Linked DNA regions of Homo sapiens: region 1 is linked to region 2. A link is an interaction called in ENCODE POLR2A ChIA-PET data of the cell type or tissue named here. Cell type or tissue: endothelial cell of umbilical vein. All regions are shown on one strand. Links, peaks and the distances in the headings refer to the core of each region. The heading gives the core; the rest is flanking DNA. Region 1 has its middle 83 kb from the start of LINC02154. Region 2 has its middle 1.8 kb from the start of LINC02154.

The links. ChIA-PET counts read pairs that join two places held together with the same protein. Peaks named below come from ENCODE experiments on the same cell type or tissue, not always from the same donor. Only the 100,000 strongest peaks of a DNase experiment are listed, where the experiment ranks them.
Region 1: POLR2A ChIA-PET joins it to region 2 with 5 read pairs; 3 of 35 experiments call an interaction of 5 or more read pairs at or near these places.

Annotation. Positions count from the first base shown.
Region 1 is chrX:13,219,331-13,222,250 of GRCh38, reverse strand. No RefSeq gene overlaps it. Among named protein-coding and RNA genes, the nearest start is that of LINC02154, 83 kb to the left of the region's middle. In endothelial cell of umbilical vein, for the core only: no CTCF peak of the experiment used is centred there; no DNase peak of the experiment used is centred there.
Region 2 is chrX:13,303,773-13,306,692 of GRCh38, reverse strand. No RefSeq gene overlaps it. Among named protein-coding and RNA genes, the nearest start is that of LINC02154, 1.8 kb to the right of the region's middle. In endothelial cell of umbilical vein, for the core only: no CTCF peak of the experiment used is centred there; no DNase peak of the experiment used is centred there; H3K27ac peaks cover 206 bases.

The sequences.
Region 1 (2,920 bases), core at 282-2,781, 85 kb after region 2:
CAGCATTGACAGAGATGGCAAACACATGGGAAGTCAAGGTTTAGAGAAAAAAAGAGGCCGGAAGCAGTGGCTCATGCCTGTAATCCCGGCACTTTGGGAGGCTGAGGCAGGAGAATCACTTGAGCCCAGGAGTTTGAGACCCGCCTGGGCAATACAGTGAAACCCTGTTTCCACAAACAATTTTTTAAAAATTGGCTGGATGTGGTAGCGCATGCCTGTGGTCCCAGCTACACAGGAGGCTAAGATGGTAGGATTGCTTGAGCCAGGGAGGTCGAAGCTGCAGTGAGCTGTGATTGTACCACTGCACTTCAGCCTGGGTAACAGAGCAAGACCCTGTCTCAAAAATAAAATAAAAAAGAAAAGCAACAAGCCAGTAGGGCTCATTTGTTTATTTATTCATCATACTACAACTAACAATATAGGGAAACATTTACAGACTGCTTACATCAGTGTATTCAATTAACAGGATGAAAAAAATAATTTAGGAAAGAATCAAAGAAGGAAAATAACATTAAAAAGTAAGACAAAGCATAGGGGTAAATTTGGTGTGCAAACCATTTCCCTACGTGCTTGCTAGAAGAGGGCAGAAAGTTTGTCTCTAAGCTTTTCTGTGGCAAAGACAGAAGCAAAACAATAAAAACAACAACAATGTTAACAACAGCAATAGTAGTAACCATATTAACCTTTTCATGCGTGCCAAGCACTGTTCTAAGTTCTTTAACCCTTACAACTCCAGGAGATAGAGTTTTTTTGTTCGTGTGTGTGTGTGTTTTGTTTCATTTTACAAATGAGGAAATCAATCACAGATAAATTTGGTCAGTGTGGCAGATGGATTATTGTTATTAATTCTTCTCTCCCTCCCTTTGCCGTGTGACCTAGCATTGCAATAGTACAGAGTGCGTCCCCACCCCTTGACTTTGGGCTTAGCCAGTGGAAACTCTGCAAACTTGACTGGAACTTTAAAGCTGAAGAGGCACAGGTGTGTGATTGGGCATGACATCTTATGCTCCTGTGATTCACCGTGAGGAGAATATACCCTGAGTAGCTGCTGGTCCAGAGAGAGTGAGGAAACACATGAAGCAGGCCTAAAACCAATGTGCAGCCTGGAGGCAAGCTCTCCTAATCCTGGATGATTCCAGCCAAACCACAGCTGACCCATAGACCTGTGCGTGGAAACATGACTATAAGCTCCTGAGAACTGGAGATCGTTTGTTAAACAGCAATGACTAATTAACACTTTCAGTTTCAATGCACCCCTAACCTGGAGTCCCTGAATATCCGTAGTAAGCAATGGATTTTACATTCCTTAGGTGGTCTCATGAATATTCATTCTTACCACCAAGCTTTTCGTAAGGATTGTGCAGTTATTAGAATTCAGTAAGTAGTCTTCATTGTGCCTTTTATAAGCAACATAAATCAGGTTCAAACAATTCATTTCCCGTGGTTGAAGATAGGAATAAAACAAATTGCTTATATCTATCACAATATATGTACGAGAAAGAGGAAAATTTTTAATCCAGTTATACAAAAATTTTAAATCAAAAGCAGGTGACCCAGAAAGAAAACAAGAAGGGAAAAACTTGCTTTAGTCATGCCTTTTGCCTAGAGTCTACCTAGCTTCCTACTCCTGGGCTTAGGATTTTTCATGAAGGCTGGTAGAAGCATGGGGCTCAAACCAGTTCTAGCTGATGCCAAAATATTACAGAGAAAAAGGCAGCAGGAAGCAAACAGAAGACAAGAAAGAGAAAAAAAATCAGGTTTCTCTCAAGCCTCTCAGATTAATCATTAACACCAGTATTTTATCCTTTGGCCATTATAAAAGTTAATTTTAATCAGAGTTAGTTATCCTAATTTCCAAATCATTTTCCATGTTTCCATTATTCTCTATGTCTTTTAAGGTATTTTAAGATGGATCTGATGTGAAGCCCTACTGTCTGGGCATCTGTAACTAAAAACACTCTGACTCTATAGAATTGAAGTTATTTTTAGAATACTGAAAATTCCTCTGGTGCAACAGACATAGTGATGATCATAATATTTTGAAAAGAAAGTGTTTGGTTGGGTTGTATGTAAGAGAAAGGCACACACACACACACAGACCAGAAACAAGTGGTCAAAAACCAGGACTCAGATTTTTTTTCCCAGTGTGTATTTACACAAAGAGTCTTTACAGTTCTTGAGATGGATCTACTAACGTCAACAGAGTCTTTATTAAGATTTTTCAGACCACTGATGAAAGATATAAAAATGATTTATAAATCAATTATAAAAGCTTTCTAGATTAGATTTAAAAAGAAAAGCTAATCTTATTCAAACTGGCAAGCATTGTTATTCAAGAGAATAAAGCCTTTTTAAACCACCTTCTGGTGGCTTTTTAAAAAATACTTTATTTGAACTCTTGTTTTCATAGTAAGTTGAAACTTTTATCATCGTAATCGTGTAGAAATAATTCTATTCCCTTTAACTTCTCCTATATTCCTGGCAAAGTATTTGCTTTAGTGAAGTAGTCAAATAAGTTCTTTGTCAACCCAAAAAGCAAAACTCTTGCTTTATTTGGGTGGGGCGGGGGGAACTCTGCTAAATAGTTGTTTCTGGGCTGGGTGCAGTGTGGCTCAAGCCTGTAATCCCAGCACTTTGGGAGGCTGAGGTGGGAGAGTCACTTGAGCCCAGAAGTTTGAGACCAGCCTGGGCAACAGGGCAACATAGAGAGACTCTGTCTCTACAAAAAATAAAAATGAACTAGTCAGGCATGGTGGCATGTGCCTGTGGTCCCAGCTACTTGGGAGGCTAAAATGGGAGGATCGCTTGAGCCCAGGAGGTCGAGGCTGCAGTGAGCCAGGATCATGCCACTGCACTCCAGCCTGGGTGACAAAATGAGACCCTCTCTTAAAAAAAAAATAGGTGGAGTTAGCAATAGAGA
Region 2 (2,920 bases), core at 166-2,665:
ATTATTTGTTATGGGAACTGTCCTGTGTGTTGTAGGATGTTTAGCAGCATCCCTGGCCTCTACCCACAAGACACCAATAGCAATCACTTCTCTAGGTGTGACAATTAGAAACGTCTCCAGACATTGCCAAATGTCCCTGCAGGAGTAAAACTGCCCCTAGTTGAGAATCATTGGATTATAGAAAGAAGGAAAATAAAAATCATGATGTTCTTTCATTTTCTCCAAATCATCCGACCAACAACATTGCTAATGGTAATCTAGAGACAGTTCATAACAAAACAGGCTTAATTTAGAAAGATATAGTTATGGATTCAGCCACTTTGATTAAAAAGTTGTAATTCTTGTCTTTAGTCCACTGCCCATTCATCCTAGGGAGAAGATTTTATCAAGTACTAGTAAGTAGTAGGCCTTAGGCTACAATCTACCAACATGTGTCTAATTCAAGGGCAAAGAGTTGGAAACTCATAAGGTGGAGAGGAGGTCTACTTATAAGCCAAAGAAAGCACATTCCAGAGTTACTTTACTTAAGAATTAACAACTACAATACAGAGAATTTGTGAAAAACCCATTCTGCCACTGAGAAGGCCACTGGGATTTGATACAGTGGAAATGAAATCTGGTTCAAACCATAAGGCCATATCTCCCTAAAAGATTCCCCTTTTGAAAACTGCATTTAATTTGACTAACTACTCAACAAAATATTATATTCATAGAATGCAATTCTAGGAGAAAAGTTGGTTTGATGAAAGAATCAGTGGCGTCTGGCTGTAATCAATATGCATGATTGCCATGAACCATAGATAGGCTAATTCCACTTAGATTTAAGCACCCTTCCTCTAGTTGTATACCGGTCATGCTTCCTGATTAGCTCTGATATGCAAAGAGCTTAGAAGTCAACATTCCTGTTCTCACAGCAAGAAAAATGCTGAACAAGCTAACAATCAACAACTTTTCTTAAATCTACCAGAGAATTGAGGTCACAGGGCAAACTGCCACCCCCAAAACTGTAGAGATGTGTAAATACAAAGAATTACAGTTTACCAAGAGCAGAGGCTTCTGGAACCAGTAACTGGTAGGAACACTTAAATGGTAATTGATAAACTGCTGAAGGCTGAGTGCAGACTAACTTGAGATTTAAAAACTCCTGATGGCCCAGTTTTAGGAAGCTCCACACTTTTGTGGGATTTACCACTAGGTGCCCCACCGAAAGTAAAAATCATATGGGAGAGAAATCTCCTCTGCTTTGAGCAAGAGGAAAGAAGAAGTGCCATTTTGAAATAAGCCCAGGGTTTTCTGTGCCACTAGGAGCCCCATAAGAGTAAAAATCATATGGGAGACAAATCTCCTTTGCTTTGAGCAAGAGGAAAGAAGAAGTGCCATTTTGAAATAAGCCCAGAGTTTTCTGTTCTCTGTCACAAGAGTTACATCAAGGGAAATTACCAGAGTCTTATGTGACCAAGAAGAAGGGCAACTAGACAATGCTAGTTCCCCCTAGCCTTCGTGTCTCACATAATGATAAGGAAAAAAAAGGCTGAGAAATGCTGAATGTCACAGCTCAGGGACTCAGGCCCACTAAAAATAGCTGAGATTTAATTATAAGATTATAGAGTGCTTACCCTCCTTAAAGTCTTACCACCACATCAGCAAGGCTCCAGTAAAAAAACGGTGGATTACAACTGAGAGAACTGAAAGACGTAATCTATTTAAGAAAGAGTTCTTAGCGGAACCTAAAGGCACCATGGAAGCAGGGAATAAAAGGAAACTATAGAAAACTGGAGCCTCTGGCATATATGCGTTACAATTAACATTAAACGTAGCCTAGCTCCTAGCCAGATCAACATAAAGCCTTATATTAAAAGCCCAATTAACTCAGTTTCTATTACTAGATATAGCATGATCACTTCCAACAGAAAAAAATTATGAGATATGCTAAGGGAAGGAAAAAATAAAGTCTGAAGAGACAAAGCAAGCATCAGTATCTGACTCAGATATATTCAGATTTTGGAATTATCAGATAAGAAACTTAAACAACTATTATTGATATATTAAGGGCTCTGTGGTATAATAAAGAATTTGGCCAGGTATGGTAGCTCAGACCTGTAATCCCAGCACTTTGGGAGGCTGAGACGGGAGGATCACTTGGGCCCAGCAGTTTGAGATCAGCCTGGGCAACATAGTGAGATCACATCTCTACAAAAAATCAAACAATTAGCCAGGCAAGGTGGTATGTACCCATAGTCCCAGCTACTTGGGAGGCTGAGGTGGGAGGATCGCTTGAGCCCAAGAGGTGGAGGTTGCAGTGAGCCAAGATTGCCTTACGGTGCTCCAGCCTGGGCAACAGAGCAAGACCTTGTCTTTAAAAAAAAAAAAAAAAAAGTTTATCTGGCCTTTGATCTTAGTTCCTGACAAAGAACTTCAAACATCCTGGGAATTTCCTGAGAGATAGAAATTATTTGTTATGCTAATGAGGTAACTCATGACAGACTCCTAGTTAGCTTCAGGATGGGAGATGGACACCAGAAAGACCAAACACACGATTAGAAGGCTGGAACTTTGGGCCAGTTTTACCTGCATGGAAAAGAGGGCTAGAGACTGAGCTCAATTATGTGGCCAATTGCATATCCAATCATGCCTGTGTAATCATATTCCACATAAAAAATGTGTACACTGAAACTCAGTGGAGTTTTCTGGTTGGTGAACATACTGGTGTACAGGGAGGATGATGCACTCAGATTCCTTGGGAAGAGAGTATGAAAATTTTGCATCCAGAGCCCTTCCAGATCTTGTCCTAAGTGTATACTTTATAATAAAACTCTACATGTAGAGTTTTACACATAGTCTACTTTCAGTGAGTTCTGAGCCATATCGAATTATCAAAACTGAGGTAGTTATGGGAACTCCCAAATTTATAATCAGTCAG